2 separate regions of the Homo sapiens genome follow, and region 2 is linked to region 1. A link is a contact called in ENCODE Hi-C or POLR2A ChIA-PET data. All regions are on one chromosome and are shown on one strand. The core of a region is the stretch at or near the end of the contact, and the rest is flanking DNA. Distances in the headings are between cores, read along the strand shown.

Region 1 (5,288 bases), core at 1,450-3,949:
TATCCATAATTTGTTATGGCATCATAGAAGGCTTGCAGTTAAAGCAAGAGTCATGGCACTTGTTAGTCATTTATGTGTGCTGGATGGCAAGTGATTTTTTTTTCAATCATTATTATAATTTTTAGAAGTTAAGATTATTTGGATTCCATAAATATTAATTTGGATAAGACAGGTTCCACACATTTCAGACAAACAGGTCTTTTACCTATAGAGGGAGAATTTCATCTACGCACTTTTCCATTTTTCTGAATCATCCAGATAATGGCTGATCTCTGGGGAGAAAAGACTCTTCTTTGCTCCTCCTTACTTCTTTCTAGGTGAAAGAGGGCTTGATAGAGATGGTGACCTTTAAGGAAAAGGACTGAACTCTGGTGTCACAAGGGGTTGTTTCTCCTTGGGACCAGTCTGTTTTGACTCTCTCTTTAGAGCTTCTAAAGGGAGTCATCATTTGGAAGTCTCCCTTTTTCCTTAAAACTGATGTGACACAACAGGTTTGAAGCTGCCTCTCTCTGGGAAGTTGATGGTAGCCTAGGAGGGCCTGAAGAGGATTGTTCAGATGACCTTTAGGAAGAATCAATAATAAATCAATATCTCTCTCCCCTCTCTCTTCCTCCCTCTTCTCTCTTCCCCTTCCCCTTCCCCTCTCCCCTCTGTCTGTTCTTTACTCAGATTACCTTTCTTTGACCTGAGCACAGCAGAGATTAAGGTGTAGAAAAAGAAGCTAAGGAGTTTTTTTCAGAACTCCCTACCACACCCCCACTTTTTTTGCAGGTACGTAGATTTTTCAGAGCTTAGGCAAAGAAAGTGCTTGAGACTTATCTGAAGTGTGGCCTAGCTCACCAGGAAACTGATAATGTGGTTTAGGGCCAGAACCTTAGCTTTAATTAAATGTTCTTCTGCCTGATCTTGTCCACTATGTCTGTATAGCTCCTGCAAAGTCTTCTGGGAGACAGATGTAGGTAGCTATCAGAATTAGGGCATTTGGTCCTGGATTCAAGACCTCTCTCAATCTCTGTTTGTCAAGACTCAACTAATCACACTTATGACTATATGAAGATGCCCCAAATGAAGAGAAGGCAGTTTTTTGTTTTGTTTTTCAATTGGGGAGGATCAGAGTAATTGCCCAGAGAAGACATTTTGAGGTCTACAGTTTCTAAAGAGACTAAAAACAATACATTTCTATTTTATCACCATTTTTTTCACAATAAAACTGTAAAATGGAAGTGATGCCTATCCTGCTCATTTTATAAAACTGGGCCTCAGAAAAGCCATGTGTTTCACCTAAACTCATACTAAGAGCATATGAGAGAGCCCATGCTTTCTGTTTGAAGTTTTGGGGAAAGATTTTGTTTTTTCTCTTTAAATTAACTTGATCTAGCTGAAATTATTATTTTTTTTAAATCCAGGTTTTCTATTTCCAGTGAGCATATAAGGTTTCTTACAAGGTAAAATGATGAGATAGTTGATGGCCTATTTATTAGACAAAAGATTTTTGCAGAATTCTAAAAATATAAAATTAAGTGACTACTAACTGATATAATCATGCATACAAGTGTTCTACAAGTGAATATCACTACAACACTGTCTCAGCTTGCATTAAGCATTTTCTGAGTCCAATATCTATCACCTATAACATTTAACATCAACATCCTAAACAGTAAGTTAACATATTGAACTTAAGGTCACATAGCCCCAGCTTTGGATATCAGTGCAAAGAATCTCACCAGCTTTTAAGAACTAAAATAACTTGAGTAGGGAGATGCCAATTCTATTTTAAGATAGCTGACCCTATTACTGCCAGTAGTTCAAACACTTCTTAGGAAACTTAACATTTTGAACTTGTCATTACATGATGAAAAATGTCACTATGTATGTTCAAAAGCCTTTATATAGGGCCGGGCGCGGTGGTTCATGCCTGTAATCCCAGCACTTTGGGAGCCCGAGGGGGGCAGATCACCTGAGGTCAGGAGTTTGAGACCAGCCTGGCCAACATGGTGAAACCCCATCTCTACTAAAAATACAAAAATTAGCTGGGCATGGTGGCTCACGTCTGTAGTCCCAGTTACTCGGGAGGCTGAGGCAGGTGAATTGCTTGAACCCAGGAGGTGGAGGTTGCAGTGAGCCAAGATTGAGCCACTGCACTCCAGCCTGGGCGACAGTGAGACTCTGTATCAAAAAAAAAAAAAAAAAGTCTTTATACTTTTATTAGAAACAGGAAGTGCTATTATAACAAAAAAGCTGGGCATGGGCTGGGCTCCCAGCACTTTGGGAGGCTGAGGCGGGTGGATCACTTGAGGTCAGAAGTTTGAGACCATTCTGGCCAACATGGTGAAAGCCCGTCTCTACTAAAAATACAAAAATTAGCTGGGTGTGGTGGTGCATGGATGTAATCTCAACTACTAGGGAAGCTGAGGCAGGAGAACCACTTGAACCCGGGAAGTGGAGTTGCAGTGAGATCATGCCAATGCACACATTCCAGCCTGGGTGACAGAGTGAGACTCCATCTCAAAAAAAAAAAAAAAAAAAAAAGAAGCTGGGCATGGTGTCACGCACCTGTAATCCCAGCTACTCAGGAAGCTGAGGCAGGAAGATCACTAGAGCCCAGGAGTTTCAAAGCAGCCTGCGCAACAGAGTGAGAACTCGTCTCCAAAATAACAAAACAAACGAAACAAAATGAAGCAGAGCTGAAAGTCCTTGTTTGCTAGAAACCCCCAAGTGGACATCTGTAGAATGTTACCATGCCCCACAAGTCTTATCTTCTGTAATACACCATATCACTTTTTTCTCCCTGGAATATAATTTATTCCTGTATTCCTATAACCACCCTGTATACAGTCCACATAAAATTGGAATTCAGTCCACATAAAATTGTCAAGGTGATAGATGACAAGAAGTAAAATTCTAGGGAAGATCAAAAGTGTCAGTTCAAATAAACCACCATAAAAAGAAGGTCCCAACTAAGGCATATTTTTGATACTAGATGTAACAGAGGTTTTGAAATAGTGTTTCTTTCACACCATTCACTACCATCCCCACAGAGATGACAAAGGTTGCTCTTTACAATTATTTTCACTATCTAAATAATTTTTGTTTTATATTCCCCAAAGACCCTAGTAGAACGGAGATGTAAGGTGGGTACATGGAAACTTTATACAACTGGGCCGGTGCAGTAGCTCACACCTGTAATCCCAGCACTTTGGAAGGCTGAGGTGGGTGGATCACTCTAGGCCAGGAGTTCAAGACCAACCTGGCCAAAATGGTTAAACTCTGTCTCCACTAAAAATACAAAAATTAGCTGGGTGTGGTGGTGCATGCTTGTAAACCCAGCTACTCAGGTGGCTGAGGTATGAGAATTGCTTGAACTGGGAGGCAGAGGTTGCAGTGAGCCGAGACCGCGCCTCTGCACTCCAGCCTGGGTGACAGAGTGAGACTCTGTCTCAAAAAAAAAAAAAAAAAAAAAAAAAAAAAGGAAGAAAAGATAAAAGAAAAGGAACATATCTGAGATGAGGTCTTGATTTTAAGCCTTCACTTCTATCTGTGATTTCATCAGTATTCTGATGTAATCAGTATTACTGATTCTAAGTAAGAATTTCTGGGCTTCTATCTATAAAATTCAAATTTGGCCAAAGAAAAAGATCTACTAGAAATCCCAGACAGTATACAGCAGATGACTGCATGGGGGGAGTAGAAGCAAGAATTCAGGGCACATTGTCAAAATGAAGTCTTCTGATATCATTCTGGAATCTATAATTCTGATTGCCTGTACTTTCCAGTGAACTGCCTATGAGCATTTTCACCTGAAGGTCATTTGTCATGGAGCTGACATTGATGGCTCTAAATCAGAGAAGTAGAAATTAATTTCAGTATGCCCTAAAAATCAAAGCGGGGATCAGCTCTAACCAAAAAACTCACATGTCCTAACCTTTTTGATAGTGTGACCCTGCTGGCCACTTCGCTCCTAGTGATTGGGTTAAATCTTCCAGGATTTTTTTGTAGGTGGCTTTGTCATTGAAATAATTCTTTTTTCCCCTCCAAATTCAGAAAGCAGGAAATGTCTTTTCTATGTCACAATCACAAGGCAGGTCCCCTAGGGCTTCCAGGGGGCTTGCATCTTCCAGTTCCTGTTTCTGGTTTCTAACTGCTAATTCTATATTTGGTAACGGTCTGCCCATGGGCTGTTTTGGATTTGGTCATAATAAGATAACCTGGAGTCACTGAGCAGAGATCTAAAGCAATCTTATTTTTCCAGGAAGCAACGTGTTGACCTTTCAGGATATGGTCTATTTTGTTGAATGTGTTGAGTTTTTGAATAGTGTTGTTTATAGCACAAAGTTGGGTGTTTACACTATTGGTCCTTGAGGGTGTATGACTGTACAGGAATAGGACAGACACATATACTCCTACACTCTCCTGGCTTATAGTGAGTTTATATTTGTTCTTATGTGGATTGATGTAATCTAAGGAATGCTCTTTATACATGCTCTTATTTCATGGCAGCCTTGAAAAGAGCTACTTGCTCAGAAATGAATAAATATTTGTCAGACAAGTAAGGCAAAAGTGCTGGTTCTAATCCTTTTACATAAGTGCAAGAAAGAATCAACATCCCCTTGATAGAAAATAATCTCCTTAATCCCCCAGTATTTTCCAAGCTGAGTAGTGTTGAACCTATATGAATACAATCTTTTAGGAGTAAACAGATATCAACTGTTAACTTGACATGAAAAAAGCAACTTACAAAATAGTTACTCTAAAAGCTGTTGGATTACTATTTTATCATCAAAGAGTGTTCTTCTAACTTCACCTTAGATTTTGCCTTGTCATGTATTCCAATATAGGAGTTAACTTGCTTTGTAAATAAGATCAGAAAGAATGATACACTTTCAATTTACAAGTGGAAAATCAAGACATAAAAATATATTTTAACAATTTTAACATCGCCTTGGGAATGAGAAAGGAACTTGAGCTTCACAGAGAATCCTTTGTTTATAAAGTTATCAGTCATTAAGCCATTTTTAGTGGATTATCATAGCAGAGCTAAAATAAGAGCTTAAATTCTTCCCCTATGGAACATTAATTTGTTATATGGATCCTAGGTAGTTTTACTTTGATAATTTGTACCATGCATTCTTTCTTGTTTTGTTAATGCTCACTATAGAGTGCAAATTTTTCTTTTTAAATAGCAGGTATATAGTGAATGCCCCTTAAAATTTTAATTTATAATTCATAAAATTGATACTTTTTGTAACGATTTTCTCTTTTTATCATTTTGTACTTGCTTTTACACTGAA
Region 2 (5,288 bases), core at 1,875-4,374, 3.3 Mb before region 1:
CATACTGAATATTTTAAGCTGAAGGAATTTGAGAAACAACATGTACAGGAAGGATATTCCGGCCTTCCCTTGAAGCAAGTCATAAGATCCTCATGTGAGAGATGCCCTCCCATACTTGGAGAAAAGGAGCATCCCTATCTCCATTGACACAGGAACACCAAAGGGAATCTGGGTGAACAGGCCATGCCATCTCCCAGTTTATTACATTTAGCTAGCTCATGCTTTTTCATTATCCTTTCACATTTCTCCATGACGCTTTACTCTTCATCAAACGTAGCATAAAAACTCTCAACCGCTTCTTCAGCTCTCATTTCCTTATGAAGTCACCTGTGTCATGTAAAACTTATATTAAATAAATTTGTGTGCTTTTTCTCTTGTTAATCTCTCTTGTTCCACTGGTCCCAGCCAATGAACCTAAGATGGGTAGAAGGAAAATATATTTTTTCTCCCCTACAAGAACATTGTCTACATATCACAATAACACAAGCAAAGCTGGTTTCTGTTTGAAAGTATCTGGTCCTCTTTTATCTTATAGACACTGTGAGTATTGTAATAGCTTTGTTTTTCCCTGGCCACTGGGAAATTCATTTATTTATTTAAATATCTGTAATAAGTTTCCTTTGTACCAGGCATCCAGCTGGGTTCTGCAGATAAAAATGATAAACAGAAATGAACATGGCCTGTGTCCTCATAGAGTTTATTATCTAGAAGTGAAGACAGACATCAATCAAATAATCACATAAATATAGTTACATCTAATTATCAATGATGATGAGTGGGTTGGACTGCAGAGGCATCAGAACTTTTCTTGGAAGTCAGGGAAGACTTCTCTGAATTGAGATCTGCAGGATAATTAGAAGTTTGGTAGAGGATGGGGAGAGGCAAGAAGCATTTTGGGAAGTGGGAACAGCATGTGCATGAGCCACGTGACAGGAGGGTTTATAGGCACTGGAGGAACTGAAAGAAGAGCCCTGTGGCTAAACGCAGAACATTTGAGGGACAGTGGCATTAGCTGAGGGTGGGGCAGAAGACAGGTGCCACTAAACCACTGAACTGTTTTAAATGACTAACCACATGAGCTATGATAAATAACTCAACCTTCCAAAGACTGTTTTCTAGGGTGAAAATCTCTGTTCCTTAAGCACACGGTGATGCTGAACGACCTACTGAGCTACCATTAAAGCTACAAACAAACGGCCAGGCGCGGTGGCTCATGCCTGTAATCCCAGCACTTTGGGAGGCCGAGATGGGCGGATCACGAGTTCAGGAGATCGAGATCATCCTGGCTAACACAGTGAAACCCTGTCTCTACTAAAAATACAAAAAAATTAGCTGGGCATGATGGCGGGCGCCTGTAGTCCCAGCTACTCGGGAGGCTGTGGCAGGAGAATGGCATGCACTCAGGGAGGCGGAGCTTGCAGTGAGCCCATCGCACCACTGCACTCCAGCCTAGCGGAGATCACGCCACTGCACTCCAGCCTGGGCGACAGAGCGAGACTCCCTCTAAAAAAAAAAAAAAAACCTACAAACAAATTTGAGCTAAACTTTCTCTAGGGAACAGCATATTGGAAATTTCCACTTAACTCAGGAGGAAGACTACAGAAAAAGGGCCTTTTGGGAGTTTTCTACATCAGTGGGGTGCAGTGTCAGGCCTGTAGTTCCAGCCACTTGGGAGGAGGGGACAGAGGACAGGAGGATAGCGTGCGTGTAGGGGTTCTGGGATGTAGTGCACTGTGGTCACTGGGTCTCAGCACTGAGTTCGGCATCAGTGTGGTGACCTCCCAGTAGTAGGGGACCACCAGGTTGCCTAAGGAGGAGTGAACTGGCCCAGGTCAGAAACAGAGCAGGTCGAAACTCCCATGCTGATCAGTAGTGGGATTGCACCTGTGAATAGCCACTGCACTCATAGTCAACATAGTCAGAACCTGTCTCCCAAAATAAAATTAAAAAATAAAATAAAAACCAAATTATGGGCTGGGCATGGTGGCTCACACCTGTAATCCTAGCACTTTGGAAGGCCCAGGCAGAAGGATCACTTGAGCCCAGTAGTTTGAGGTTGCACTAGCTATGATTACATCACTGCACTCCAGCCTGGGCAACAAAGCAAGACTTCCTCTCTAATTAAAAAAATAGGCCAGGCGCAGTGGCTCACACCTGTAATCCCAGCACTTTGGGAGGCCGAGGCAGGTGGATCACGAGGTCAGGAGTTCAAGACCAGCCTGGCCAACATGGTGAAACCCTGTCTCTATTCAAAATGCAAAAATTAGCCAGGTGTGGTGGCACGCACCTGTAATCCCAGCTACTTGGGAGGCTGAGAGGCAGGAGAATGGCTTGAACCCGGGAGGCAGAGGTTGTGGTGAGCCAAGACCCTGCCACTGCACTCCAGCCTGGGTGATAGAGCGAGACTCCATCTCAAAAATAAATAAATAAATAAATAAATAAATAAATAAATTAAATAAAAATAAATAAATAATGCACTGTGAAAGAACAGCCTCAGGTGTAAATAGTCCTATGATGGGTAACCTACAGGGAGCACTGTCCGCCCTACCTTCTTAAGGATTTTGTTAACATGCACAGAATACTTACAGAAAATACATAAGGCACTTTCAGATATATTATTTTGTTTAATCTGCACAACGAGGTTGGGATATATTATTTTTTTCTATTTTAGAAATGAGAAAACTAAAGCCAGAGAAATTAGGTATATGACTTATTCAAAGTCATATAGCCAGAAAATCATATAACTGGGATTCAAATTCAGGTAATCTGATCCAAATTCATACAAATCACACCAAAGAGGTCTCAACAAGACTGAATGTGGCCCAGAATTGCCTATGAGACCTTCAGCTCTTCATTTCAGCCCCATGGTGGGGAGGTGGGGACTAGACCCACCAATCCTCATTCATAAACCCAATGTAAAAGAAATCTTATCTTCTAAGAAAATGCCCTCACTTCTGCTATCAACACAGTCAGGTAAGACAGGGGAAGAAAGTAATTTACTTATTAAAGAAACTACCTCAGAAGGTCCTCAGCTTAAAAGAAGGAAGTAAAACAGATAAACCCTTTTGCCTAGAGAGATAAAAGATTCTACACTTCCCCAGATGGCCTTGACAGGGAGTGGGTTCTGTGAAATCCACACTTTATAAAGAGAAGGGAAATGTCACCAGACTTTCATATCTGTAGAACTTTGTTAGAGTCTGTAAAGCGGAAAAATATAACATGGGACCAACTGTCAATACTTCTGTTTTTAAAAAAGAAAACCACCTTTGGAACAAAATGAGACCACACTGGAATAGGACATCTTAGACATGACGAGTTCTAACTTGGTGTGCGATTATTAAGAGGCAACCCCCCAATCCTGCTGAGTCAATGGGCAGAATCTATTTTCAGTTTCCAACTTGTCCTGAGACGCTCTAAGTCTCTTGCCAAGTTGAATCAGTGCAGCATCTGTGGGTACCGATTAAGAACTCTACATTACCTAGGAAGAGAGCAGCAGAGAGTGTCAGGATAAAAGCATCCAAAAGTGAAGAAAATTCGCCAGCTATCTGGTCATGGAGCCAAATCATTTGTTAACCGTAGGAAAAGGAAAGACCTGCTCTGGTCGGTCCAAATTCATATTCCCTGGGCAACTAGGTGTCTTTTTCTACTTCTTCTGACAGTCCCAGGCAGGACACTGTTTAGCCTGAGAATCAAGGTCTCCTTGGAGGCTTCTTTGCACGGGTGCTTGACTTCTGCTGCCCCTACCTCTTGCTGAGACTGTGCTCTTACCTCCTGACCACCCCTTTTACTCACAGGGTCCCTAACCCTGCCTGGCTTGTGGCATGCCTAGTCTCCTAAAGCATTCTCCTTTGGGATTTCTGATCTCTTTTGTTGCTATCTGCATGCCTAGTTTCTGGCATACTCTAAATTCTGCCTGCCTTTGGCTTCTAGGTCACTAATTTGTCCTGCCCTTTGGTTCTTGGGTCTTACTCAACTCCTGTTTTTCCATCTTGCTGGCCCATTGCCTGGCCAAGACCCTACTTGCAGCTTCCTTCACCTATTTGATATTTTTTAACCTGTTTTTGCAAAGCACCATCATCATTCACAGTCCCAGAACTGACATATATTTAGAGCTTGAAGTGGAGTAATCAAGAGGAAATGCCTTTTTGGAAAGAGGAAATGCAGGATTAGAGTGGAGGCAAGTTTAGTCTTCTTTAGAACTGAATCTCAGGAAGGCAATAATGGAGAATATAAGGTGAAAAATACCTGAATTCAAATAGAAATCCTTTTATTGTTGGTAATTTAAGTAACAAAATAGTAATCATCTAAGAATAATTTAAAGTAAGAACCTGAGAGATCATTGCTTTTTTTTTTTTTTTTTGAGACAGTGTCTCACTCTGTCACCCAGGCTGGAATGCAGTGGTGTGATCTTGGCTCACTGCAACCTCTGCCATCTGGGGTTCGAGCGATTCTCCTGCCTTAGCCTCCCGAGTAGCTGGGATTACAGGCGGCTGCCACTGTGCCTGGCTAATTTTTTTTGTATTTTTAGTAGAGACGGGGTTTCACTATCTTGGCCAGACTGGTCTTGAACTCCTGACCTCACCATCCACCCACCTTGGCCTCCCAAAGTGCTGGGTTTACAGGCATGAGCCACCACGCCCAGCCTGATCATTGTTTCTTAATAATATTCTGTGTTTTTTTTTTGAGAGTCTGAGGATGAGGAAGAACAAAAGTTCTGTTTTTCATATCATGAAAATGTAGTTCCTTTGAACTAAATGTTTTTAGCTCATTATCAAATTTTAAATATATTAATTTAGGTTTTTTAATAGGTAGAATAATTTAGAATTCACAGTTATAATAATTTATTTTTAGTATCCCAAATTTGAAACCAGTGTTTAATTTAAATCTAATTGAACTGTGCTATTTTCATAGCGATTCACTGGCTCCTTTTGAAAGGTTTAATTTTAGGTTGTAGGAATTTAAGACAGATAATTCTTAAGGTACCCCTATAGTAATCAGTTCTATAACAACAACATATTTTTCTTATAGATAAATATGTAACTCACTCTTGTCCCTTCAAAAATGAATTATGTGACTCTAGAGTTGTATAGTTGGAATTTTCCTTAGAATCAGAAAAACAAATCCAGTCATTTCTACATTTGCCAAAATAGTAAAATGTTTGTTTTATTTTAAAATGAATAGAGCGAAGTAGCAGAGACAGATAGGGAGTTCGCCTGTGATAGAATTCTGGGCGTGCACCTTCACAGTATGACCTTAGGCAAGTTACCCAACCTTTCCCCGCCTAAGAA

Evidence for each region. A loop is a pair of places that touch in the nucleus more often than their neighbours do. ChIA-PET counts read pairs that join two places held with the same protein, here RNA polymerase II (POLR2A). Pooled maps may share reads with other maps.
Region 2: a pooled map shows a loop between it and region 1 (6-fold over the local background). The contact joins two enhancer-like sites. A Hi-C loop is called at or near these places in 2 of 50 pooled maps. POLR2A ChIA-PET finds 5 or more read pairs at or near these places in 2 of 52 experiments (T-cell and activated T-cell).

Annotation. Positions count from the first base shown.
Region 1 is chr1:89,691,827-89,697,114 of GRCh38, reverse strand. All of the region lies in intron 2 of LRRC8C (leucine rich repeat containing 8 VRAC subunit C), which reads right to left. Among named protein-coding and RNA genes, the nearest start is that of LRRC8C, 61 kb to the right of the region's middle. Within about 2 kb of position 2,699, at least 9 of the 41 ENCODE cell types and tissues checked have a DNase peak (open chromatin) inside an H3K27ac peak, as active enhancers do.
Region 2 is chr1:92,971,472-92,976,759 of GRCh38, reverse strand. It overlaps the pseudogene RN7SL692P. Among named protein-coding and RNA genes, the nearest start is that of DIPK1A, 13 kb to the right of the region's middle. RefSeq lists an enhancer at 2,834-3,023. Within about 2 kb of position 3,124, at least 3 of the 41 ENCODE cell types and tissues checked have a DNase peak (open chromatin) inside an H3K27ac peak, as active enhancers do.